5 separate regions of the Homo sapiens genome follow, and regions 2, 3, 4 and 5 are each linked to region 1. Evidence: chromatin loops called from intact Hi-C (ENCODE). Cell type or tissue: HepG2. All regions are shown on one strand.

What was found. A loop is a pair of places that touch in the nucleus more often than their neighbours do. Peaks named below come from ENCODE experiments on the same cell type or tissue, not always from the same donor. Only the 100,000 strongest peaks of a DNase experiment are listed, where the experiment ranks them.
Region 2: a loop joins it to region 1, with 13 times the contacts of the local background. A loop is called at or near these places in 2 of 110 quality-filtered maps.
Region 3: a loop joins it to region 1, with 3 times the contacts of the local background. A loop is called at or near these places in 4 of 110 quality-filtered maps.
Region 4: a loop joins it to region 1, with 4 times the contacts of the local background. A loop is called at or near these places in 97 of 110 quality-filtered maps.
Region 5: it touches region 1 in a loop (2.8-fold over the local background); 2 of 110 quality-filtered maps call a loop at or near these places.

Annotation. Positions count from the first base shown.
Region 1 is chr5:147,832,786-147,837,785 of GRCh38, forward strand. It overlaps a transcript of SPINK1 not described here. Among named protein-coding and RNA genes, the nearest start is that of SPINK1, 3.6 kb to the left of the region's middle. In HepG2, no CTCF peak of the experiment used is centred here; a DNase peak (open chromatin) is centred at 2,766; H3K27me3 peaks cover 855 bases.
Region 2 is chr5:147,904,687-147,909,686 of GRCh38, forward strand. C5orf46 (chromosome 5 open reading frame 46) reads right to left here and starts at 1,852. Exons shown (of 4, transcript NM_206966.3): 1 at 1,746-1,852. The coding sequence starts at 1,815. In HepG2, no CTCF peak of the experiment used is centred here; a DNase peak (open chromatin) is centred at 1,885.
Region 3 is chr5:147,645,983-147,650,982 of GRCh38, forward strand. It overlaps JAKMIP2 (janus kinase and microtubule interacting protein 2), which reads right to left. Exons shown (of 22, transcript NM_001270941.2): 4 at 4,356-4,565; 5 at 2,394-2,492. All of the region lies in intron 3 of JAKMIP2-AS1 (JAKMIP2 antisense RNA 1), which reads left to right. Among named protein-coding and RNA genes, the nearest start is that of JAKMIP2-AS1, 88 kb to the left of the region's middle. In HepG2, no CTCF peak of the experiment used is centred here; a DNase peak (open chromatin) is centred at 2,819.
Region 4 is chr5:147,625,416-147,630,415 of GRCh38, forward strand. It overlaps JAKMIP2 (janus kinase and microtubule interacting protein 2), which reads right to left. Exons shown (of 22, transcript NM_001270941.2): 15 at 4,278-4,331; 16 at 3,336-3,401. All of the region lies in intron 3 of JAKMIP2-AS1 (JAKMIP2 antisense RNA 1), which reads left to right. Among named protein-coding and RNA genes, the nearest start is that of JAKMIP2-AS1, 68 kb to the left of the region's middle. In HepG2, a CTCF peak has its summit at 2,853 (motif pointing right); a DNase peak (open chromatin) is centred at 2,856.
Region 5 is chr5:148,145,314-148,150,313 of GRCh38, forward strand. No RefSeq gene overlaps it. Among named protein-coding and RNA genes, the nearest start is that of SPINK14, 21 kb to the right of the region's middle. RefSeq lists a silencer at 673-967. In HepG2, no CTCF peak of the experiment used is centred here; DNase peaks (open chromatin) are centred at 718, 1,398 and 2,288.

The DNA of each region.
Region 1 (5,000 bases):
TGGCAGGCTAACTTCTTAGCTTCCAAGTAGGATAAAATCTCAAACCCTTCCCAAGTCATGACAAGAACTGTATTTATCTCTTAAGACAGATCAGTAAATAAAAATAACAATCTCTGTCTTCATGGAGCTTCCATTGCCTTTTTGTTGAGGGAGGCAAGTGACAAAAAATAATAAGTGATTATAAAATATATCAGATAAATATTATGGAGAAAAGGACAAGAAGGATAAGGGTGCTGGAGGGTTAAGGAGATATGTATCATAGCGTAATCAGAGAAGGTCTTGCTTTTCAGGTGATATCACACAGAGACATGAAGGAAATGAGGATTTGAACTATGCATTTATTCCAAGGATGTGCATTCCAGACAGAGAGAATAGTAAGCGCAAAGGTTCTGAGGCTGACGCTGGTTTGACATGTTTGAGAAACATCCAGGAGGACACTCTGGCTTGAGCAAAGTGATAGAGGGCAAAATGGGAGATGAAATAATGGAAGCAGTGAGGGTCTAAATCTAGTGCAGTCTAGAGTAAGGACTTTGGTTTTTATCAAAGGGAAGCTTTGGAAGTGTTTAGTTCTTGAAATCACTATTTGGATGTTTTACAGCTACCTCAAATCTAATATGTTCCATACTACTATTTTGATCTTTCACCACAATATTTTTGTCTCTATTCTCCCTACAGCTTCTTTTCTTTCCAGTAGATCACTCAAGCCCAAACCTCGTTGTTCTCCCTGATATTTCCCTTTCCCCTTTCTATGCATCATCTTCCACACTTAATTTGCTACCAAGTTCTCTTCTTGGATTCATGTTCAAAATAACCTCAATCCTGGACACTTCTCATTAGCTTCCACTGTCATATCTAAGACAATGCCATCCTTTCCCCCTGGGTTTCTGCATTTCCTGCAAAGAGTTTCTCAATATTTGTTGTTATTTCTTCCTTAAAGCTGCTGCCCATAGAAAGGCCCATAGGGATCTTTATGGACTGCAAATTTGATCATGTATCTGTCCAGTTTCTCATTGTTCAGAATGCTCAGGAAGAATTTAGGTCCTGTATGACTTGGCTCCTTTCTATCTTTATTCCCCAAGAGATTCTTCCTTGCTCAATCTGGTCATTTCCTTGCTACGTTGGTCATTTCTCTGTTACCCTTTACTAGGACCAACAAAACAAAATAATACAAAACAGCTTTTCACCTTCTAAGGTTAAAAGGTTAAGTGGTATTTTCTCAAGAAGCCATTCTTTCTGGGTCTTCCTTTACTTCTTTCTGCATCTAGATTATTCCCTCCTATTGTACGATCTTCATAAAACCCTTCATTGCACTTAAAATAATTCCAACTCTATAGCTATTCATACGATTATTATGTAATATCTTTATTTTTAGGGAGTAAATACAGTTGCTTTATTTATTGTAGCACCTAACAAAGTGTCTGGAAAATAGTTGATACTAAATAAATATTTGCTAAAAACATAAATTAAGTGATAAATGTATATATTTCTGAAGACCAAGGTTTATGCCTTGTTCACTTCTGTGTCTCCGGTGCCTCCGGTTGAGTAGCCATTCATTGGTTCACCATTCGGCCTTTTATTCATTCAACTATTAATATATTCAAATATTCATCAAGTCCTTACTATACAAAAATTTTTGGCTGAGTGCTAGGGAAATGGATATGATGTCTGCCCTCATGGAGTTTAGTCTTAGCATTGATAGATGTTGGTTGGATCATATTTGATTTGATTTGAGATGAAAATATATTGGTTCTTTTCATCTCAAATCATTATTTAAATAGTAGTTTTGTGACCAGTAAGAAACTTCCAATAACCACTGTTAAGGAAGGTTCATATATGAGAAAAGGATTTTTTTCTTGGGTCTCACAAGCAGTGTGGGGAGAAGGGAATTGGCTGGGATCTGGTCACAGAAACTCATTAGATAATAATAGCAGCAGTAATAACTTTAGATTTAGGCCTGCCTGATGCCAAAGCCTGGACTTTTTTCACCAAACAGTGCTTTTTAAACATTTTGACTGTGAACCTAAAGTAAAAATTTTGAGTTATGGCCTAGCATATGCATTATATGTAGATATGTGAGCAGACAAATACAGTTGTTAAAAAATAAAACAGTCTTATTATATGTGAGGACTCTTGATAGATTTTTTTATTCTATTCCATCCCAGTTTGCCAATCCTAATCTGTGATTAGAAAAAACATTTCACTACAGAAACATATCCTATGGACCCTAGACAATCTTGTTTTTTAAATCACTACAATACTAAGATGAATTCTAGTTAAAAACTGGCCCTAAATTTGTGATAGGGAATGGCCCTTTGCAGACAACAAGTTAAAGAGGATAAAAAAAACCCATGGAGAAAGGGGCCTGTCTCCAATTATAAATCTGCCATTTCAACTGTGACATGAGTGGGCAAAACAGTTTTCTCAACTACAAAAATACACATCATACAGTGTTCATTTGGTGTGAGAATAAACCAAGAAACCATAAGTAAATATTGTGCAAAAATATTATTCCTCACATGTCCAGGAATTATAATTGCTAGCTAGTAATAATATCACCCTCCTTCCATGAATTAGAACAATAGAAAATATACTGAGGCCTCATACAATCAATTCTTGACAGAATAAATATTGTTTGCCCCGGGAGATGAGGAGTGCATTGACCAGAGAAATCCTGCCACCGTGCTAGACTATTAGTCATATTGAATGTGTTTACATTGCTCAACCTTGTGTACATTTTTTCCTTTTCTTCTTTACTGCTCTGAGTACATATTTATGCATGTCTATCTTTGGGAACTCAAGTAAACATATTATGACCTACTCCCCTCTGATTCAAGGACTAATTATTCACCTGAGTAAAGAGTGATGACAAAACTCAAGAGAACTGCTCTAATGGATGTTGATAATACATGTTGGAATGGGGATATTGGGCTGGCACCTGTTGATTTTCACATTCTGTGCCCAAAGTTTAACTAGTAAGAAAAAAATGACAGAAACTAGAGATATACAGCTTATTATATTTAGAGACCTCCTTGACATTTGGAGACCTCCTTGACATAGCTGCAACTTAATTCTTCAACTTTTATTTTTCATTATTTAGGGAACTTCATGGCTTTTCATAAATGACCTCTTGTTTTTATTCCACTGCTTGTTCTCCAAATAGGTTGCATGTGTACCTATTTGCTGTACCCATCCTCTACAGCTTGGGTAAAATGTCTGTGGTGCTTGATGCAATTAGGAAAGATTTACTCACTTTCCTTTGCCTCTCATAGCAGTTTGTAAAGCTATCACTTAATAATTACATTGATTACATCCTCCTCCTCATCATTATCATTATAGCCACTACTAATATTTTTCAAAAGCTTCTATTCATCAGTCACTGCAGTATTTTATTTTCATCATTTTAATCCTGATATCATTGTTATTTCTCTTTTATAAGAAAGGAAACTGAAGCACAGAGATTTCAGTTTTCTTGTTCCTGGTAACAGATTAACAGATATGGTATTTACTGATTTGTGTGTGTGTGTGTGTGTGTGTGTGTGTGTGTGTACAAACTTAATGTCATGGTTAGAACATTGGATTAAACTCCAAGAAACCAGGATTCTTAATTTAATACTGCCACAAAGAAAGGGTTGCCCCCTCGTCTATGTAAACCCTGCACTTAAGCGTCTCTGTTACAGCACTTTAAACTGGAAATTCTAATTTTTCATTTTTCTTATTTGTCTCCTTTACTAAACTCCTGGATGTCATGACCTTTTATCTACACAGTCAAGTACACTGTTAGATCCAGTGGCACCTGATAATATGTGCGAAATCCATGCCTTCTAAGCATTTGTGGGCATAGTAGACTTTAATAAGATTGCAAAGAATTGCATCACACACTAGGCAACAAAATATTTTAAAAACATGTCAGACTTTATAACTACTCTTAACTGGAAGTCTTTCTTGGTCATTTCCCGCCAAGCAGTAGCCAAACTTACAAATGTATGTTACTCCATCTTCATTCTCTTTTCTACTCTCTCCAGCCAGGAATGAAACAACCAGTTTCTTTCCTTGTCTAGAACAGAAACAGATGACACCTTGGCTCTGGAGATACCATATCTAACAAGTTCTTTTCAGGATATTTTCCCAAAAAAGACAGTTCTTTCCCTAAAATAAATTCTGGTGCCAGCTGTAAAGATAATAACATTTCCAGCATGTCATTTAATGATTGAAAGTCTAATCTTTGCAGAATGACAGACCTCAGTTCAAACCTATGTGTAACTTTGAGCTAAACTTCATATTTATGACCCTCAATTTTCATAATTTTTCCTCTAAATACCCTCAGGCTGGATGGGTTTTAAAATTCAAATTTTTTTTGTAAATTTTTGAAAAGTTATATGTGCAGTTCAGAAAGCCCAGTGGTGCCTGGCACAGCACCCTTTAATCAAATACACCAATAATTCTTCTGCAAAACGTATCATGTAGAGAAAATAATTATCCTTAAATCATCTCTTGACAGATTTTGCTGTCAAATGAGTTACAAAATGAAACAAAAGAAAAACTTCTGAAACAAAACAAAAACAAAACAAACCCCTCTGTGGGGTTTGAAATGATGAATTAGGGACTGTGGACCTGTAGATACTTCACAGAGTTGTTATGAGGAATTAAGAGGATAATGCCTTTGCATAAGGCTCATAGCTCACACCAGGACAACAAGGGGTTAATAAGTGCCTGTGCCTACTTCTACTATTGCTGCCATATGGTGGCTCATGTCAAATTTGGGATCAACTACGTGCCCTTTCTCTTTCCTTATATTGGTGTAATCTTTCCTTATTGTATGTTCAATTTATAGGAAATTTCTGAAACTGCTCTTACATTAACTTCTTTTCTTTCTTTCTTTCTTTCTTTCTTTCTTTCTTTCTTTCTTTCTTTCTTTCTTTCTTTCTTTCTTTTTTGGGATGGAGTCTCACTCTGTCACCTGGGCTGGAGTGCAGTGGCATGATCTCAGCTTACTGCAACCT
Region 2 (5,000 bases), 72 kb after region 1:
TGCTCTGGAGTTTTATAGATCTGTCTGATTCCTGCCTTTAACAAAAAATTAGCCATGTAAACTTGCACACAGTGCTTAACTTTGCATCTCTCAGTTTCCTCATATGTTGTCAGGATTGAAAGATATTTTATATATTATATATCTATATATATATACACACACATACATATATCTATATTATATATACATACATATATCATATATATACCACTTATCGTAGTACCAATCCCAAGATAAACTTACCTTATATAAATAAATAATAAATGAAAGAATGAATAAATAAATGTTATCTGTTTTATTGTTACTATTAATAATAATAGCAGCAAAATGATTTATAATTCACTTTCTCCTCTAGTGCTTTAGAAGATAATATAAATTTTAAAAATGCTATTAAAATATTAAACGATTGATATCCTAGAAACAATCTTCAAAGTCAATAGTTTAATATTTTCTTTTTTCAAGTATTATATGGGATAGCCTTTATTTACAGTAACTACTTTGTTGAGTTTCTTAGTGAATGTGAATATAATGTTCTTAATAAACAGTATTGCTGATATTTGTAGAGTTTTAATAGTTTACAAAGTAATTAAAAAGCATATTCATTTGACCTGGTGAAGTTGATAGTTATCCCGTTTTACAGATAAAGAAACTGAGGTTCAAAGCAGTGAACGATTTAACCAGTTTCAGAGTTTATAAGAGACAGGGTGGTGCCTGGTCTTGGTATCAAATCTCTCCTTTCACTTCACTGTAGTGATTTCTTTAGGAGTAGAATGGACTGAATAATATCCGTGGCCATGTCTAGAGTAATTCTGTTGTAATGTCTGTCTGTGTGTTCTTCAGCCAAGTTACATTCAAAGGATTCTGTCACTAAATGTTTGCACTCCCTCTGTTTTCTGGTCTATCATTCTGAATGGAGCTCACAGACTTTTGCAGACAAACAGTAAATTAATTAATGAGAAGGCAGCATACAGCATGAGCTTCTATGTGCTTGGAAAAGGTGGGAAAGAAATAGTTGCTCGATAATAGTAGAAAGAATCTAGGAACCTAGGTTTCACTCCCAGATGCCACTTTCACCTGTATGTATGCTCAAGTAACTTGCCCTCTGCAACCTGTTTATTAACCTGCAAAAAGGAAAATGATAAAACTGTACATGTTTACATCATTGGATTACTATGAGAACCAAATGAGATTATACATGACAACAATAGCAGGTAGTATTTATTGCATGCTTACTATCAACCAGGTACCCTTCCAATTTGTTTCATTCCTTTTATTTAATTTTCATGATAACTTTACGAGAAAGTTAAATGTCCCCATTTATATGTGAGGCCTAGAGAGATTGAATAGCATTCCTAAAGTCACATTTCTGGTTAGTGGTAGAGCCAGGTACAGGAGTTTTATTCCAGAGTACATATTCTTCACCAATGAACATTATTAGGAATAATTATCAAAAAATAAATGCCAGTCAGCTCCCATGGAATTTATACTAGAATAGTGTCATTATATCATAAGAGCACATAAAAAAATTTCAAACTTCATACATCCACTGAAAATAGAGGCTAGGTTTTTATTAAAATTCTACTTTCTTTGTGTTAGAAGATACACCTCTTGTCTCCCAGGCCAGTGCTCTTTCTGGAGTGCCCAAAGACCCCTTCTTTCTTTTATGTTCTGAATCAGTGCCATCAGCTTTCTCTAGTCACTGCTAACTACTGAACAATTCATGGGCTGTGATCAGAAGCACTTACCTGCATAGCAGGTCAGGAATAAGACAAGCAGTCCCAGGACAACTGTCAGGCGAAGTACTGAGACAGCCATTCTGGTAGCACGGGGTATTCGTGCAGATAAATTGTTCAGATACATGTGAAACAATGCTCCATTTATAGGGCATAGATAGGTGACATCATCTGCTTTGGAATTTAGATTGTTGCACAAGATGTCTGCACAGCTTGCTTTTGGATCTGTACTAATGAGACATACCCTATCATTCAAACCAAACATTTTACATATAGGGAAAGAAAAACCCTCTTGATTTTTAAAATTTGTATCTATAAAGGGTTCTGGAGTGAATCTCTTGAGGCTAGTTTCAAGGCCAGCATTGATAATTAAAGGGATATCAGGTAGAATTGCTCGTCAGTGCCAAGCAGCAGGCAACAAATCAGATTGGCAAGGCAAGCCTACACCCTCCCTTTACACTCTATGCCTTCCCTCGTGCTCTGGGACAATCCCTTGTTCCCACATGGGCATGCCCTTTCACACCCCATGCGTCTGCTCTTGCTCTTCCTTCTTCCTCAGATACCCTCCTCCTTGTCTCCCTTCGGATCACTCCTACGTATTCCTCAGTTCAAATGGTCCTTCTTTGTGATACCTTCATGATAACCACTCCACCCTTCTCCAGGCAGTTTGTTACTTCATCATCTGCCCTATAGCACACTTGACCCCATTGTATAAGAACTAAGTGTTGGCTGGGCGCGGTGGCTCACACCTATAATCCAAGCACTTTGGGAGGCTGAGGTGGGCGAATCACGAAGTCAGGAGTTCAAGACCATCCTGGCCAACATGGTGAAACCCCGTCTCTACTAAAAATACAAAAAATTAGCTGGTCGTAGTGGCAGATACCTGTAATCCCAACTACTTGGGAGGCTGAGGCAGGAGAATCGCTTGAACCCTGGGAGGCGGAGATTGCAGTGAGCGGAGATCACACCACTGCACTCCAGCCTGGGTGACAGAGTGAGACTCTGTCTCAAAACAAACAGAAAACGACAACATAAACTGTCTTATTTATTTTACTTTTATTTTTCTCTTTTTTTTCCATCAACTTTTATTTGAAGTTCCAGGCTACACATGTAGCCAGCAGGATGTGCAGGTTTGTTACATAGGGAAACATGTGCCATGATGATGATTTGCTGCACAGATCAACCTGTCACCTAGGTTTCTTTCTTTCTTTTTTTTTTTTTTTTTTTTTGAGACTGAGTCTCGCTCTGTTGCCAGGCTGGAGTGCAGTGGCGCGATCTCAGTTCACTGCAACCTCCGACTCCCTGGTTCAAGTGATTCTCCTGCCTCAGCCTCCCTAGTAGCTGGGACTACAGGCATGTGCCACCATGCCCAGCTAAGTTTTGTATTTTTAGTAGAGACAGGGTTTCACTATGTTGGCCAGGATCATCTCAATCTCCTGACCTCGTGATCTGCCCGCCTCAGCCTTCCCAAGTGTTGGGATTACAGGCGTGAGCTACCGTGCCTGGCTGGCACCTAGGTATTAAGCCCAGCATCCATTAGCTATTCTTCCTGATGCTCTCTTTCCCCTTGAAACCCTGACAGACCCCAGTGTGTGTTGCTCCCCTGAATGTGCCCATGTGTTCTCATAGGAGAACTAAGTGTTTTAACAGCTCTCTTCTCTTTCAGCTTGTGGATCCACTTATTTGTTTATTGGCAAAATATTGTACATATTCGTGGTGCACAATATGATGTTTTGAAATATGCATATATTGTGCAAAGGCTATATCTGGCTATTTAATACCCAGACTACTCATACTTATCTTTTTTTGTGTGGCGAGAACACTTAAAATCTGCTCTCTTAGCAATTTTCAAGTATACAATACAATGTTATTAACTATAGCCACCATGATGTAAAATAGATGTCTCAAACTCATTCCTCCTATTTAGCTCAAATTTTATATCTTTTGACCAACATCTCCCCAATCCCTCCCACTACCCAACTCCCGGTCTCTGGTAACTATCATTCTACTCTTTGCCTCTGTGAGTTCATCTTGTTTAGAGTCTGCATGTAAATGAGATCATGTGGTATGTATTTGTCTTTCTTTGTCTTTCAGTGCCTGGTTTATTTCATGTAACATCATGTCCTCCAGGTTCAACTGTGTTGCAAATGATAGAATTTCCTTCTTTTTTAAGGCTCTATAGTAAATAGTATTCCAGTGTATACATATCATGGTTTCTTTTTCTATTCACCTGTTGATGGACACTTAGGTTGATTCCTAGCCTGTAGGTCTCAAGAGAAGAATGTTTTATTACTGCTGAATCCTCATGGAGCCTACTCTATTGCCTGGTCTTGGTCTCACCTTTGACTTCACCTCCTCTGAAAGTTTGTTCCGGTTTTTCCAAATAGAGATAGATGATCCTCTGATGTACCTGCTAGGTCCTTTTTAAATGTCTTTACCAATAGGCTGTAGGCTTCTCGAAGGCAAAACTATCTTTTTTAGAGTTGAATACATATTAACTGAGGCACATGGCAAATACCAAAACACATACATACACACACACACACAAAACAAAACAAAACAAAACAAAACAAAAAAACAGCAGCAGAAGAAAAAATAATCTGGGAATTGATTAAGACCAGTCTTTCTCCCCGACTGCCAGACTCCATTGCCTTGGTCTCTATACCCATACCCATCACCATGGTTCCCCTTGAATAAAGTCTACCTTACCATCTTTTTTTTTTTAAAAGAAATAATTAACTGGATTAAATATATTTGCACTTGGTGAAACAGAATGTTGGATTTGAGATGCTGCTATGTATTTCAGATGTAAAATAATCTCCCTTTGCAATACACGCAAGAGAATAAAGTTTGGTTCAAGTCTAGATGATATTGGTTATCCTGAGGAATGCTATAAATTCATTTAATTGGAATGTGGACTTGGGAATACCTAAACTTATTGATTTACCAATACTTATACTTTGCATGTGTCAAAATACCATTTTATAAATGGGAAAGTTAACTAAAGTATGGACAAAAGGAGGTTCATCCAGCATCTCAGAGCCAAGGCTAGGGCAATGTTTCTTACTTACTAGTTATACTCTTCACAAGGCACCAAACCACTTCTGGAACATAATCAGGCAGCTCTGTTGCACCTTGTGTGGTGTGGCCTTCCAAGGCCTTCCCAACGTATCTTCTCAGGAAAACACTGGTCTTGTCTCTCTTGCACAAAGGGTTGAATCTAGACTCTAGACTCTAGATCACCACTGTTTGTATAGGACAGACAAG
Region 3 (5,000 bases), 190 kb before region 1:
CTCATGATTAGCTTATTCTTTTCTTACTAATGATTCTGAATGTGAGTATGTATTGGGAGAAGAGCAAGGAAAAAGGAGGGCTGTATTCGAAATATTTGAGAAGACTTTTTAAAGTGCGCACTACTGTTCTTGAGATTCTAAGATTTTGGGAAGTGCTGAGGTGGAAGACTTAGCTAATTATGAATATTTGTAAAATCTCATCTTACGATTCTTAAACAGCACTTCTGCAAATCCATCTCAATCTCAATTTCGTATTAAAGAAATAACTCCATTTCATATTAAAGGCCAAAACTGGGTTTATTTTTACAAATAATCTGACTTAGTCCTGAAGCATTAATGCCTTAGTCCTTAGTGCCTGAAGCATTAATATTAAATATTGCATACATATAAGGACAATAAGTTATTCTTATTTTTTAATCTGTCTCTTCTGAAGGTCAATGATGTGAGTTTTAAATATTTAAATTTACTTATTAATACAATTCACAGAAAATGCAGATATACATAAAGAAAATATCTATAATTCTATCACATCATACATCAATAACCATAGTCCCACAATACCCAACAAAATGTTCCTTTTAAGATACACCTTAAATAAAACACAGAAAGGTTGGAAAAAAGTGTGTTTGTGTGTGTATATATGTATGTGTAAATATGTATGTATATATGTATGTCTATATAGTTATAAATACATATATATATACACATACACATGTATATGCACACTAACACTAAAACAAAAATCTGATGTAGTTCAACTAATAACAACGACTTTAAGCCAAGAAGTATTACCAGAGGAAAAAAAAAGCATAATGATTAAAGGGTCAATACACACAAAAAATATAACAAATATTAATTTATATTCATCTAGTAACATAATTTCTAATATATTATAAATACATATTATTGTTCTACATATAAAGTTAAATTTAAAGAACTAAGAAGGATATAGACAAATCTTTTGGGAGAACAAGCAGACAAAAATATCAGTAAGAATTGAAAAATTTTAAACAAGATTATTAACAAACTTCAATCAAACTGCAACTAATAATTACAGAGTATGCCTCCTTTTCATGTAAACATGTAACATTGCTAAAATTGACTGTATGCTGAGGTCATAAAGCAAATCTCAACAAATTTTGAAGGAATGAAATATACAAAGTACATTCTCTGACTATAGTAGAATTAAGGTAGAAATTGATACCAGAAAGATAACTAAAAAAATCTCTAAATGTTTTGAAATTAAGCCATCTACTTCTAAGTGACCCATATATCAAAGAAAAATTACATGATATTAGAAAAATTTTTGAATGAAATAACAATATATTAAACTAAAGCAAGGCTTAGAGGGTCAATTACAGCCTAAAATGCATATATTTGAAAAAAGGAAAGGCTGAAAATAACTCTTATATGAATAGCTCTATTAAAAACAAAAACGTAAGCCATAGAGCAAGATATTTTAAATGCAAATGTACCACAAGTGATGATAAAAAAAATCCTAATAGTAACTGAAACAGTAAAGGCAGCATAACAGAAAATGGGCAAAAGGCTAAGGACAAATTATATCTGAAAGACTAGTAAATATTTGAAAAGTTACCCTACCTTCTTAATAATGAGGAAAATTAAAACCATAATGTAAGGTGTAAGAGTATGCCCTACATCCACCAACATGACTAACAATTATTTTTGTATGTTGGAAAAGATATGGAGAAACTACCACTTTCATTCATTATTGGTGGGAATTGTGACAACTCACTGTTTGGTAATAACTATTGATGCTGACTACATCCATACTCTAACATCCAGTAATTCTACTCCTCTGCATATTCCACCAGAAATGGGCATATTTTTTCAGAAACGACATGTAGAAGCACTGTTCTTCTCAAAACAGCTCAGAAGTTTTAAGAAACAACATAAATGTCCATTAACAATAACATGGATCAGTATATTGTGATATATTATTTGAATACTATAGAGAAATGAAAATGAATGAATTCTACATGCAACACAATGGATAAATCTCACAAACAAAGCTGAGTGAAAGAAGCAGAAGAAGTCAGACAAAAAAGAGAAAATATTGTATGATTTCATTTACAAAAAAATGTTTAATGGTGATAGACATCTATGGCGATTGAAGTCAGAATAGTGGTTAAGTTTAACAGGATGCTAATTGGGAGGGGTCACAAGAAGCGGGGGTGTGAGATGCTGGTAATCTTCCATTTATTCATCTGGATGGTGGTTTTTTGAGTGTGCCACTTTGTGAATATCTATTGAATGGTATCTTTATTATTTGTACACTTTTCTCTATTATGGTACGTATCTATAACATAGTATGTAATTCTGTAACATAATGCTTAACAACAACATCAACAAAAATTTTTAGTATATCTCACCAGTTCATTTCGTTCATCTCCAAGCAAGGTATTCCTGTCTTCTAATTTTCTTATAGTGGCATTCAATTCAGCTATTCTCTTTTGATTTCTTCGCAAATCCTACAAAGAAAAATTAAAATGGGTATTTCTTCAACAACACTTTTCACAAAGTTTGGGAATATCACTTATTATTCATAAAAGTAATAGGCTCAGTTCTCTTATCTGGCTCCTGAAGTGAGAATAAAATATTCTTTTATCCAAAGAGTAAATATTTACCCTTTTATAACTCTCAATATTCACCACTTGGGTTGAAGACCACGCCAGGTTGTAATTGCAAATGAATTCCATGTGGCAGATACTCCCTGGATCCAGGACTCAGGGCAGGGAGAGTGCAGAGGGTTGGATCAACTTATCAGAGCTGTGTGCTGTGGGACCAAGGTCATGATGTGATTACATAAGGTTCAAAGGGCATCCCTTGTGTCATGGCCACACATTGCTTCCCACAGCTTAGACAGCTGTCCTGGTATTACCATTAGCCACAGAGGGGAGAGAGTAGGAGGTAGGGATTAATATTGTCAATTCCTTCATACTCCTGAAGAAAAAGGTCAAGGTGAGAAAATGTTGATGTATTACCTTCATGTATAAAGGTCAGTAGTTTATAGGATAGGCCTGACTAGTATATTCTGCCCAATGCAACTGGCTTCTCCACTGGCAGAATGGCTGTGAATCACCTTACACAGGGCATTCATGGCTTAATTTCATGTTGTAGAGTTATATAAGACTGTTATTATCATATGCTAACAATTATATTATCATCTTACATTTTGATAATGCTGTACTGTTGACAAAGTAGTTTCAAATACATTATATCCCAGCATTCATAATATCCTAAAGGATTCAGTAGAACAGGTAAAATTCAGATAGGTAATAACTCCTTTAAGGTCTTGTGGCTAATGTCAAAAGATAAGTAACTAATATGTATTAAATGCTATGTGCCAGACACCATGCTCAACATTTTACATATTATCTCTTCTAATCTTTAGACCAGCCATATGAGGTACTACTATAGCTTCTATTTTACACATGAGGAAACTGAATGGTGAAGTGGTTTGCCTAAGGACACACAGTAAATGGCAGATTTGGGATTTGAACCAAAGAGTCTGACTCTAGAGCCCATTCTCTTGACAACTATGCTATATTGCGGGTACCTGTCAGTGTCAGAACTAAAACTTACAGAAACTGCTAAATCCTAGATAAGTACTCCTTCCACCACCTACTAAGATTATATACATATATATATATATTTATTCTGAATATCAATTCATAAATTATTCATTACTTAGTTCTAAGTAGTACTTTGGAACCCATCTCTGTTCCTAAATAATACATTTCCATTATTATAGCAGCAAAATAATTGGAAAGGTATAAGAGTTATAGCCAACTGCATATAAGCCCATTTCTATTGCGCACTTCCGAAAATAATTTCTCATATAAAATGATGAAAATTCATGGAAATAAGTGGTAAGTTCAATCAGACAATAAGTCTTCAGATGAAGATTAAAAATGGTTTTGTCTTTTATGCAGTTATACATTTTGACCCCTGTAGATGACAACCATCTTTATCAATTTCCAACCCAATTGTTCACAAAAGGGAAAATTACCAGTGTAGGCAAGAGGCAAAATATTTTCATCTAATTTATGTTTCTTATAATAGACTTAAGTTTGGATAGGTATTGCCTGGCTAGAAAAATTCTAGGAAGGATTTAAAGAAATCTATCTCATGTGATCTGCTAATGTAGTGCAGACCACTTAGTTGTCTATGAGTTTAGAAAACCCTGTTCTCAAGATACTAGCTGATTTTATAGTAGAAGGTAGATTGATTTCTTTGTAGTAAACAAGAAAAGAGCTTAAGTAAAAGGTAAAACTTGGGAGCTAAATAAAAGATGACTTGTGCATTCTTAACTTCAACTAGAATGGACTTACAGGACTGCTGCAGTGTTCGGAACCATCACCTGCCCTTCCTGGAATTTCTCGTTTTGGGCTGCTCATGTTGCACTCAGCCTCCTTGACCAGAAAGAGTTGTTCGTCCAAAGCCTCCTTCTGAAGTTGGAGTTTCTGTACATAGCCTGTCTGGGTCTCCAGTTCCTTTTCCAGGGAAAAGATGATCCTGTCCTTGGCTTTGATTTCATCCATCTGAATTAAATGAGACCCAGGACATTTTATTTAACAATGCTGTAAAGAAATACATTTTTACAATGGTGTAGGTTTAACTTCTTTTATCTGATTGATACAGAAAAAAAATCACGGATTTGATAAGTGTATTGGTTTCATGAGTAAGATGAGGCAACATTGTGTAATGAAGAAGTATCCTGGGTTAATTAGGTGTCAAGGAGAGTAATTTTTTTTCTCTCTAGTATATCCTGTGAAGATGTTTTGACTCAATATATTGTTTGAAATAGTCTGGGTTGATTAGATATGCAAAGGACAGTCTAACTTTAAAATAGCCATTAATTTTAATAAAGATGAACATTAAATATTCCACTCTAATGTTTCCTAGGACATTTTTTGATGTCACTTCTTCTTTGGGCAAATGGGTATTCAGATTCAATCAAAATAGCTGTTGCTCCT
Region 4 (5,000 bases), 210 kb before region 1:
GAGGCATGCCGAGACTGGAGAGGTGCTAAGTTCTTTGCACATACACATGGTTTCCCCTTGAAACAAATTTCTGTCAATCATGGGTTTTGTGTAAATAGACTCATATTGCAATTGTACCCATCCAAAACCTAAAATCCTTCATCTTGCTTGCTGTCCATTTGTTATCAAGAAACATATTTTTTAAAATCATGTTTTTAAGAGTACTGTGAACTAAAGTCATTATATCATGAGCATTAGATATAGATTTGTGTGTTGGTTGCTGTTCCTTCCTACTTGTGTAATCCAGGACAAGTTACTGAATATCCCAAGCCTCAGTTTCCTCATGTATAAAATAAAAACAATGGTACCCCAATGTACATTATTTGGGCGGTGGATACACTAACAGCCAAGACTTCACCACTACACCATGTATCCATGTAATAAAAGTATACCTGTACTCCGTAAATTTATACAAATTAAAAAATAGTGACAGCTGTAGAATGGTTGTAAGGAACAGTACATAAGTACATAATGTACTTATGGCATTGAGTGCAGTATCCAGCCCCTAATATGTTCTCACTCAAGGTCACTGCCATTATTTTTAATACAAAGTGACAACTGGGTTTGCTTGTTGGAATTTTGTCTAGGCTCAAATTCTGGCTAAAGATCATACTCCCATATAACAGAGTGCTATTCAAATTGGTAGTCTCAAGACATTCATTGTTGTTGTTTAGAATTACTTGGATGTAGAAACTTTTATCTGTGAATCCCACAGACAAGAGATAAATTTAATCTGTGCTTTGCAAAAGTCTGCACAAAAGGCAGCTGAACAGACCATGAGCACTTTAGGGAAGGCTTGTGTCTTGTTCATCTGGTTCCTAGCTTTCTACCACAGTGCTAAGCACAGAGTCATCACCCTGTATTTGTTCAACTGGTCCCTATACCTTTCTTGCAAAAAAAGTAAGCAGAGGCATGGGCTAATTTGCCTCAGCTCCGACAGCCCAGCTCCCATGGGGTCTGCAAAGCCTATTTCCCACAGGAGGAGGAGTTTGGTGCAAGACGTAAGATCATGGGCTTTAGAACCAGACTCCTTGGGTGTGAATCCTGACTCCATCAACTTCAGGCTGTGTGACCTTAGGCAGTTATCTACCTTTTTTGTGCTTCAGATTCCTTGTGTGAAATAAAGGTCACACTAGTACCTAGTCTCCAGCAGTTAGAAAGTGCCTATCTCAAAAGGAGCACTGCGCAAGTCTTGGTTCTGATAAGCACAGTTGTTGGTTCTGATAAGTACAGTTGTACTGCACCCACACAGGGCAGGGAGCAGAAGATATTTCTCCCATCAGTCTCAGTAAATGTGAGACACACAAGGCTGTATTTCCTTTCTTTCACCTCCTCAATCCTCATCTTCCATAGAATCAGCCCATGTTTTGTTTGTAGCCCTAAACCCAGGCGATTTTTTCTTGCAGTAAAGAATTGCAGCCCTTCATGATTCCAGCTGAATAAGGCTCTCTTGCTATCATTGCCAGATGATAGCAGCACTGGAGGCACAGACTGTGTTTTTTTCATCTTTGTGTTGTCACTGAAATGGTGTCTTATGAGCATTCACAAATTCACACCTTTGCTCCTTCAGTTAACATTTATTCATGACTTACTACATGTGCTGGACTAGTGTGAAAAGCTAGGGCAAAAAACAGGGGGTGGGGAGTGGAGAGACACAACTATTTGTCCTCATGGGCCTTAGAGTCTAGTGGTAGTTAGATGGGGCCATATGACAAATGCAAATGGACAGTGTAATGCAATTGTCAAAAGCCATGGGAGCAGTAGCACAGGCCACTGTGGGAACATAGAGCAGGAACACCTAAGGGGGCTTGGATGAACAGGCAGGCCTCCTCATTATGGGGAAGTCTGATGCTCAAGATTTAGCCAGGCAGAGGTAGAAAGGCAAGATGGGACTATCTTCCAGGTAAAAAGATCAGTGTAAAGGACCAAGAGTGGAGAATGGAGAGAGAAAGAGAGAGAGAATGGAGGGAGAGAAGGGAGAGGAGACACTAGAGAAATAGGTAGATAAGACTCAAATCCCAGAGGGTCTGTATGCCAAATTCTAAATTTGGACCTTCTGTTAGAGATAATGAGGCATTTGCTGGGGAGGGATCAGAGAAAGTGATTAGGTCTGTAATTAAACTGTGTAGGAAGTAAGTTTTTTTAAAAGAAAAAATTCCAGCTTTCATTTTATTTCACATGTAAATACTTCAATGTGTATCTCTAACAGATAAAGCCTTTCTGTAAAAAAAAAAAAAAAAAAAAAAAAAACCCACAAGGTTATTGGTACACTTTACAAAATTAACATTAATTACTTTTGTCATCTGATACCCAGTCCACATTAAATTTCTCCAGTTGTCAACAAAATGTCCTTTTTAAAAAACACCTGGTTAAGTGTCTTTTTATTTCATAGCTATAGTTCTTTGTTCTCCCTGTTTTTTATTTCATTCTTTTGTTTGAGTAACTTAACTGTTATTTGGCCCGTAGAATTCCCTCATTTCAGATTGGAGAGAGCTGATTGCTTGCTCTCATTTTATCCAACCATGTGCACATGACTCTCAAGTATTTACTGGTACTTTTTTTTTTTTTTTAAAGGAGATGGAGTCTCACTATGTTGCCTAGGCTGAAGTACAGTGGTTACTCACAGGCATGATCATAGTACACTATAGCCCCAAATTCTTGGGCTCAAGTGAGCCTCCTCCCTCAGCCTCCAAAGTAGCTAGGACTATAGGTACATACCATCCAGCCAGGCTTTATGCATTGATTCATGAGGTACTCTGAATACACCAATTTATCTGGCCATTTACCAGGTTTAGACACAAGGTGGAGCCAGAGCTCAGTCAGTGTTGATTTTCTCCTGACAGTCTCTATGTCGGACTTTCTGAATGAGAAGGCAATGAGCCCCTACTAAGCCACAGGATCAGTTGGGAGCAATGGTAGGTACACACCCCAGGATAAGTCTATGATAAGAGCAATGCTCCAGTTTATCATCGCCCCGCAGAATTCTTCTTTGTGGTTTCCCAGCTTGGTAGGGATTGTGTAAATAATGTAATCTAGAAGGTTTTCTGTTTTTAAAAAATTATATATATTTTTAAGGAACTTCAAAGCAAAAATTAGCCACCCATCCCAAATCAGTGTATAGACTTTTCGTTTGGGTGTTCTCATTCTATCTGGGTTGTACTACCCTTAAAAATAAAATGTGTATTAGGTATTCACACACAGTCATGTGCAGAGGGAATGTCCTTCACACCCTAGTCTGCTCGTTCAGTATTAAGCCAGACACCGAGATGATTTGAAATGTTTGTACGGCTCATTACCTTCTCTGCCAGGGACAGCACAGTGCTGGCCTGAATTATGGCCACTTGTTCTTCATTTCTTAAATTCTGTAAAAAATAAGAAAGGCCGTCAGCTGAACATACTGACATTATTTACCCCAAAGAAAATACTGTCTGACTGACTGCTACAGAGCATTCTGTATAAGCCTGTATAGAAACTTAACAAATTCCTATTCTGTTTAGTAATAATTCTGAACAAAGAGTTAATCAAAACCCGGAAGAAGTATATTAAACGTGATTTTTTAAATATCTCCTTAACACCGATTTGATTTTGTGTCACTGGAGGCATACTTTATTAATAGTCATGTTATGAGAAAAACAGAAACCAAAATGGAATAAAAAACAGTCTCTTCATAGAAGTTTTGATGTAATTTTACTAATTCTGTTCTCTCCTTTGATAATTTTTCAAGGGAAAAACGGTGATTCTTTCAACCTACAAGCACCAATCACATAGTATCACAATAAATGGTCCTCCCACTGAATTAATGTGCCTTGACCCTGTCTGGAAGATGTTTTCGGAAAGAAAATGCATTATAGCCTCCTGGTCCATTTTTATGGCACTGCCAACAACCCTAGTATTTAGCAGCCTTTGCAAATGCGTGACTGATTAATTTCACACTGGATGCCTTTGAGCTAGAGTCAGACAATAATTAGCTTTACTTATTGGAGATGTGGTCGACATTCAAACCTGAAACCTGCCCGCAAAAAGCACTTTACCAGGTCTCATTTCTGCTACTACCTTCCAGAGATCCTTACAACCCCTTAGCCAAGTTGTTTGATAAATTGTATATTCTTCCCAAGGAGCAACATCCTTAAGTGAAATGGCATCTCACTTGCTCTTACTTTACACATGATGCATTGTTAAGTATCTCTTGCCTCTGTTTAGGCAAATTCATATCTATACTAAATCAATTCTTTACTTACCCCATTATCACCCAAGATATCAAGCTGCTTTATGAGATCAGGGATGTTCACATCCTGCAAAATCAAGCAGAAACTCATGTCAAAGACAAATGTGGCCTCCTATTCCATCAGTGCCTGAACATGAAGTTAGAGGAAGACATTTTAGGGCCTGAACTTCCTTGGGATGTTTTCAATCTGGCACACCTAGTTTTAAGTTTCAATTTTGCTTCTTACATGCTGTGTGAACTTGGGTCAGGTACTTAACAGATCATTCTTAATTTTGCTAGTTGCAAAATGGAGATAATAAATTCCTACTTCATAGGCTGAGCTGATCTTCAGGATAAACAGACTGTGTATGAAAGAGTCTAGCATGTAGTAAAAGACTTGGAATATTCTCATTAACTTTCTTCTCATGACTGCCAAATCTTTTTTTTTTCAATTGTGATAGGCTTTCAGGTATAAAAAAGTAATAGGTAATAAATATAAAGAATCAACCAATTTTATTCTAATTAGCAAAATTCTGACCTGATTGAATTTTGACTGCCATGTAGAAAACTATAGTGCAGTACCATTTTTTTAAAGGTGGTTAGCATTAATTTCATCTATCTTATTTTTACCCTGTTCCTTGAGTCAGTTTGAAGCAGCTGAACTCCATTCGAAAGAGTTCATTGGATTAGGTTGTTTGTGATTTATCTGAGAAAAAATGCATCGAAGGAAAAGGCAAAGTAAATTCTTTTCATTTAA
Region 5 (5,000 bases), 310 kb after region 1:
CCCAGAAAAAAATATCCTGTTAAGTGTATTTTTTTTTTTGTAATTAACATTGTACTTTCAACTAATTAATTGTTTTTTATTAGCTAAATACATAATGTGTAGTTGACAAAGATCTCAATCAGGAAAAGGTATTTCTTTAAGGTTGATAAGATCCTGGATTGACAGAACTGGAAGAGACTTAGAGATAATTTATCCAATATCCTTAATACATGGAGATCCTGAAGCTGAGAGGAACAGTGATTTTCTGAGCAAACCTAAGTGAGTATAAATCAGAAATAAAAATTTAAGTGAATGGCTTGTAATCTCATGTTCTTTACACCACATCCTTTAGCCTCATGAATCCTAGTCTTGTGTTCTCTGTATAAATAATATTGTCTATCTGATTGTGTTTTCAGGCAAAAGGAATGGAATTTGTATTCAGTGATCTTAGAAAATTGTTAGTTATCTGCAGAAATGGTCACTTCTGCTTATTTGTAGAATATTTCAATTTTATATCTACAGGACATGAGGTAGAAAAAGTACACTTGTAGATTTAATCCGCATATAGCAATGGGGTTAGTGATAAAAAGTGAATTCCAATGCCTTGACTTACATGAAAGAAATCCACAGGGTCAGTTATACAATGAAAGGCTGTCAGCTATTATATTCTTACTTTGGAATCAACTTTGTTCCTGTAGTTTTAAGTAAAAAGAGTTGGCAGAAATTCTACTGCTAAGATCTCTAAAAGTGAGCTCTTAAACATATTTGCTTATGTTCTAGCCTTTGTTTGTAGAACAGGCATTGAGGAGTTGAACAGGAAATGTCACATTCTTTAGCCAGGAGCTATTCCTATACACTCAGAAGCAGCAGCTGGATGAGCTCCAGCTGTAAGGGTTTACTCAGGAACTTCTGGTAGGGATGCTCACCCTCAGATTAGCTGTCTTAGTTCATTTTGTTTTGCTATACAGAATATTTGAGGCTAGGTAAATTATAAAGGAAAGAGTTTTTTTTTTTTTTTTTTTTTTAGCTCATTGTTCTACAAGCTAAGTTCAAGAGCATAGCACCACATCTGGCTGGCTTCTGGTGAGGCGACATTCTGGGTCAAAACATGGTGGAGAAGCATTAAAGTGAGTGGCATGTTCAAAGAGATCTCATGGCAAGAGAGTAAGGAAGAGAGAGAATCTAGGAAGCTGAACTCAATTTTATAACACCTGCTTTCTGGTAACTAATCCAGTCCTTCAATAGTGAGAACCCACTCACTACCAAGGGAGGACATTAATCTATTCATGAGAAATACATATATTTTGGGGTTCTCCAAGGCTCAAACACCTTCCACTAGGCCTCACCTCCCAACATTTACACATCGGAGATCAAATTGCAACATGACCTTTGGCATGTTTAAATGCCATGTGGTTTGGCATGTGCTTTTCCTTGACAAATGAAGCAAATACCCTATCTTGAGTTAACAGACAATCATCATGGAAAAGGTCAATCTTGGATGTGGGAGGGACCCTGCCTTGTTTGTGTATTTATACCTGTATGGGATAGACCACTCTTCTCTCTCTGGACTCCTTGGCTCAGAGCAGCATATCTCCATCATTGGCATTCACCATCACTATGAAGGGCTTCACTGCTTTTGCCATCCTTGGTCTAGCAGTCACTGCTTGGGCTACCTCGCCATATGGCAAGTCAGGGTTTCTTTCCAATAGTCACGCGTTTATGTTAACTGTAATATATTCAGCCTTCATTAAATTATAAATGTTAATGTCTAAAGAAAATTTAGAAGGCATCTGTTTGAATTGGCCTGATTAACAAAAGTGAGTTGAGTCAGATCTTTAGTGTGAGGAAGAGAGACTGAGGAGAGGGATAAAAGGATTGTGGCTGTATGTTCCATTCCTGAGCAGGATCCCTCAGGTTTATGACTTGCCCTTTCAGAAACAACCTATAAAGCTTTGGGACCATAACCCATGCCATCCTACTCAGAGGATGCCCACAGGAACTCCTGGACATCTGTGACAGTCCTTTCTCAATAAACAGAGCTTTCCCCACTGGATTTTTTTTTTTTTTTAAATCAGAGCCACATGCATGTCTATCTTCATCCTGAGTTTGGACTTGCATGAAGAAATGGCCTCTTTTAGGGCTGGGCTGGGCAAGGACTATTGCTGGGAAATGGGTTTTGGTTACCATGAACAATGGGGATTTAGCTTTGCACTTCTAACTGTGCAATTTGTTCTTTCTCCAACTGCTCCTCTTCAACTGATTCTTGCTTCGCTCTCTTCTGGTGATCAAACAAAAGGGACAAAGGTGAGTGCAACCTTCTCTGTGTGGTATTTGTAAAAATGAAGTCATAGTGAATGTGTAAATAGAGCTGTGAAAGTAGCTAAACTGGCTCACAGTGGATTCACGTAACTCCTCTGGAGGTAAAAACATGTCTGCTCTGCGCCTTCCTGGTGGTATTTCCTTCTCTAAAGCTTGCACAAGGAACCTCTTCTCAAAAGAACCGCAGATAAAGTAAACTTTTATCTTTGTATAGTATTTTAAATTTTCTGAGCATTTTTCACATTCCTTATTCTTTTAGACTTTCATTAGAATCCTTAAAGGAGAGATTGATATTTCCTTGTTAAACAGAAAATTCCCTTATTATTTAGCGCATGTTCTGGTCTGTTTATTTCTGTAGCACAACACCTGGTCCATAGAAGTTCTTCAGATGTGTTTGTTGAAAAGCTGAAGAGGCTAGTTTTCTTTCCACTTCCTTCCCCTTCAACATCTTCATATAAGAATAGAATTTAATAATGGGAATACAGGGCATTATTTTTTGTTCCAACTATAGGTGAACTGTTCCAGATACATTAAAGGCTTAAAGACTGCATGCCCAAGAGACTGGAGACCAATATGTGGCACAGATCAGAAAACTTACAGTAATGAATGCATGTTTTGCATGCAAAACCAGGAAGTGTTATACTCAATTTGAAGCCCCAATTCGTCTTTTTTTATGATTATAAAGCCCACACTGGCCAAAATCTTGGTCTTTTAAAACATGGCTTGACAAATGCCACTTTTTGTGTGCTTCCTCAATACCCCATGCACAATGCTCTGTTAAAGTTGTGAAAAAGAAAAGCTTAGCTATATGTCTAAAGAAATATACATATATGTGTATATGTGGATTTACATATGTAAATATATATATGTGTATGTTTGTGTACTTGTTGGAAGTAATGGCAAAAACTGCAATTACTTTTGTACATATATATACATATATAAAATATATTGGTTATTCAACCAAATTCTCATTCACATTATACACTATCTTTTGGGTATTAGCTGTTACCTATATGCATTTGATACCCACATTGCATTTAAGGAAACAGTCTCAAGCAGGAAATATATATTGGTCACATTTTCATGAATCTCCTATACTTTTCTTCCTCCACAGGATAATTTTGAGGATAGCTATTTCTATTTAGGCTGTTAGCCATAGACACATAAAACCTTGTGAACTTATATGGAAATATATGACTTTGATCTATCCTTTAGAATTTGTGTTTCCTCTCATGATCGTCTAGAAAAGTTGAGGGAAGAGAATGATAGTACAAATGAATAGTTGGAATTAGCATATCCCCACCACTACTAGCACTACAAGTTTAATATTAAGTCTTTACTTTTAACAAGATCTGAGACTTTAGAAGAATGAAACAATGATTATTACCAGCCTTCCAGTAGTATGAATTCAATACTTTATGATTCATGGTTAAAATCATGGGCTTTGGTGTCAAACATTCGGATTAGAATCCAGACTCCACTTTGTAGATTATGCAAATACCCAAGTTACTACAAGCTTCAGTGTTCTTATCTCTAAGACAGAAATTATAATAGAATTTAGGATTCACTGTGATAAAGCATGCCAAATCTTAGCTAAGTAGCCAACACAGAGTGCTTTATAGAAGTAAGCTCCTTTTTTCTTATCTTTTTCTTCCTTCTTTTCTCCTATTTTCTAGTCCTTTTGAAAATTTAAAGTCAAGTGTCACAGCAAGTGTTATCCAGAATAAGGTCTCTCAGTATATGTTAGCTCACACACTAATGCAACCAGAAGAGATTAAAATTATATTATCTCATATCCTGTTTTTAGAGAGCAGAAATCTAATATTTAGAAAGAAGTGACTATACCAAAATTGTACAGACTTTAAGTGGCAGGGAAAGATTTGGGTGTATTTTCTTTTTCTTAATTGCAAAGTTAAGAATGTTTTCACACTATATTATGTCTTAGATTCTCACTGAATATTCACAGGATTTTAAAAAATGCTCAATCTACTTTTAGTGTTGATTTTATGTTTTTATATTCTTACTTGATTCAAAAATGTTCATATATTAAAGATGTTTACTATCAGTATTAACCAACTGGGATAGTTATTCAAGAAGAGCTTCTCATTCTCAGTCTAGGTCAGACAACAAAGAAATAACATATGACTATTTTACTCTATAGACTATGAAATCTCAAATTATCACATTATGCATTCAATAAAATCTTCTCTTCCAGAGATCAAGAATTTCAACTCAGAAAACTTCATGAAGGTAAATGTGTAAGTATATGCAGAAATTTTATTAATTCTTAATTCTTAATTCTTGATGTAAAATATGCCTCATTTTCGTAGAAAACAACCATTTAAAAATACATATTCTAAAAATTACCTATGACTATTTATATTCATAGATAAGGCATCTGGCCAACCTAAGCAGATCTGAAATATAGCAGAGGAAGAGTTCACAAACCTTATTTATAGCCCTTAATTGGAATATATTGCTATCCATATAGTTATTTTCTAACATTGCAATTAACTAGAAGGTTAAGGTGAGGATTTCAAGGAAAATTAGGAACTTAAGACGCTTTTATAACAATAAAAAAGTTATAAATAAAGTATGAAAAAATTTAAAAACAAGCGTAGACACAATTAATTCAGGGGTAAAAAGCTAGGTGGGTGGAGTGTCAATAATTCTAATAGAGTTTAAAATGTGATATAAGATAA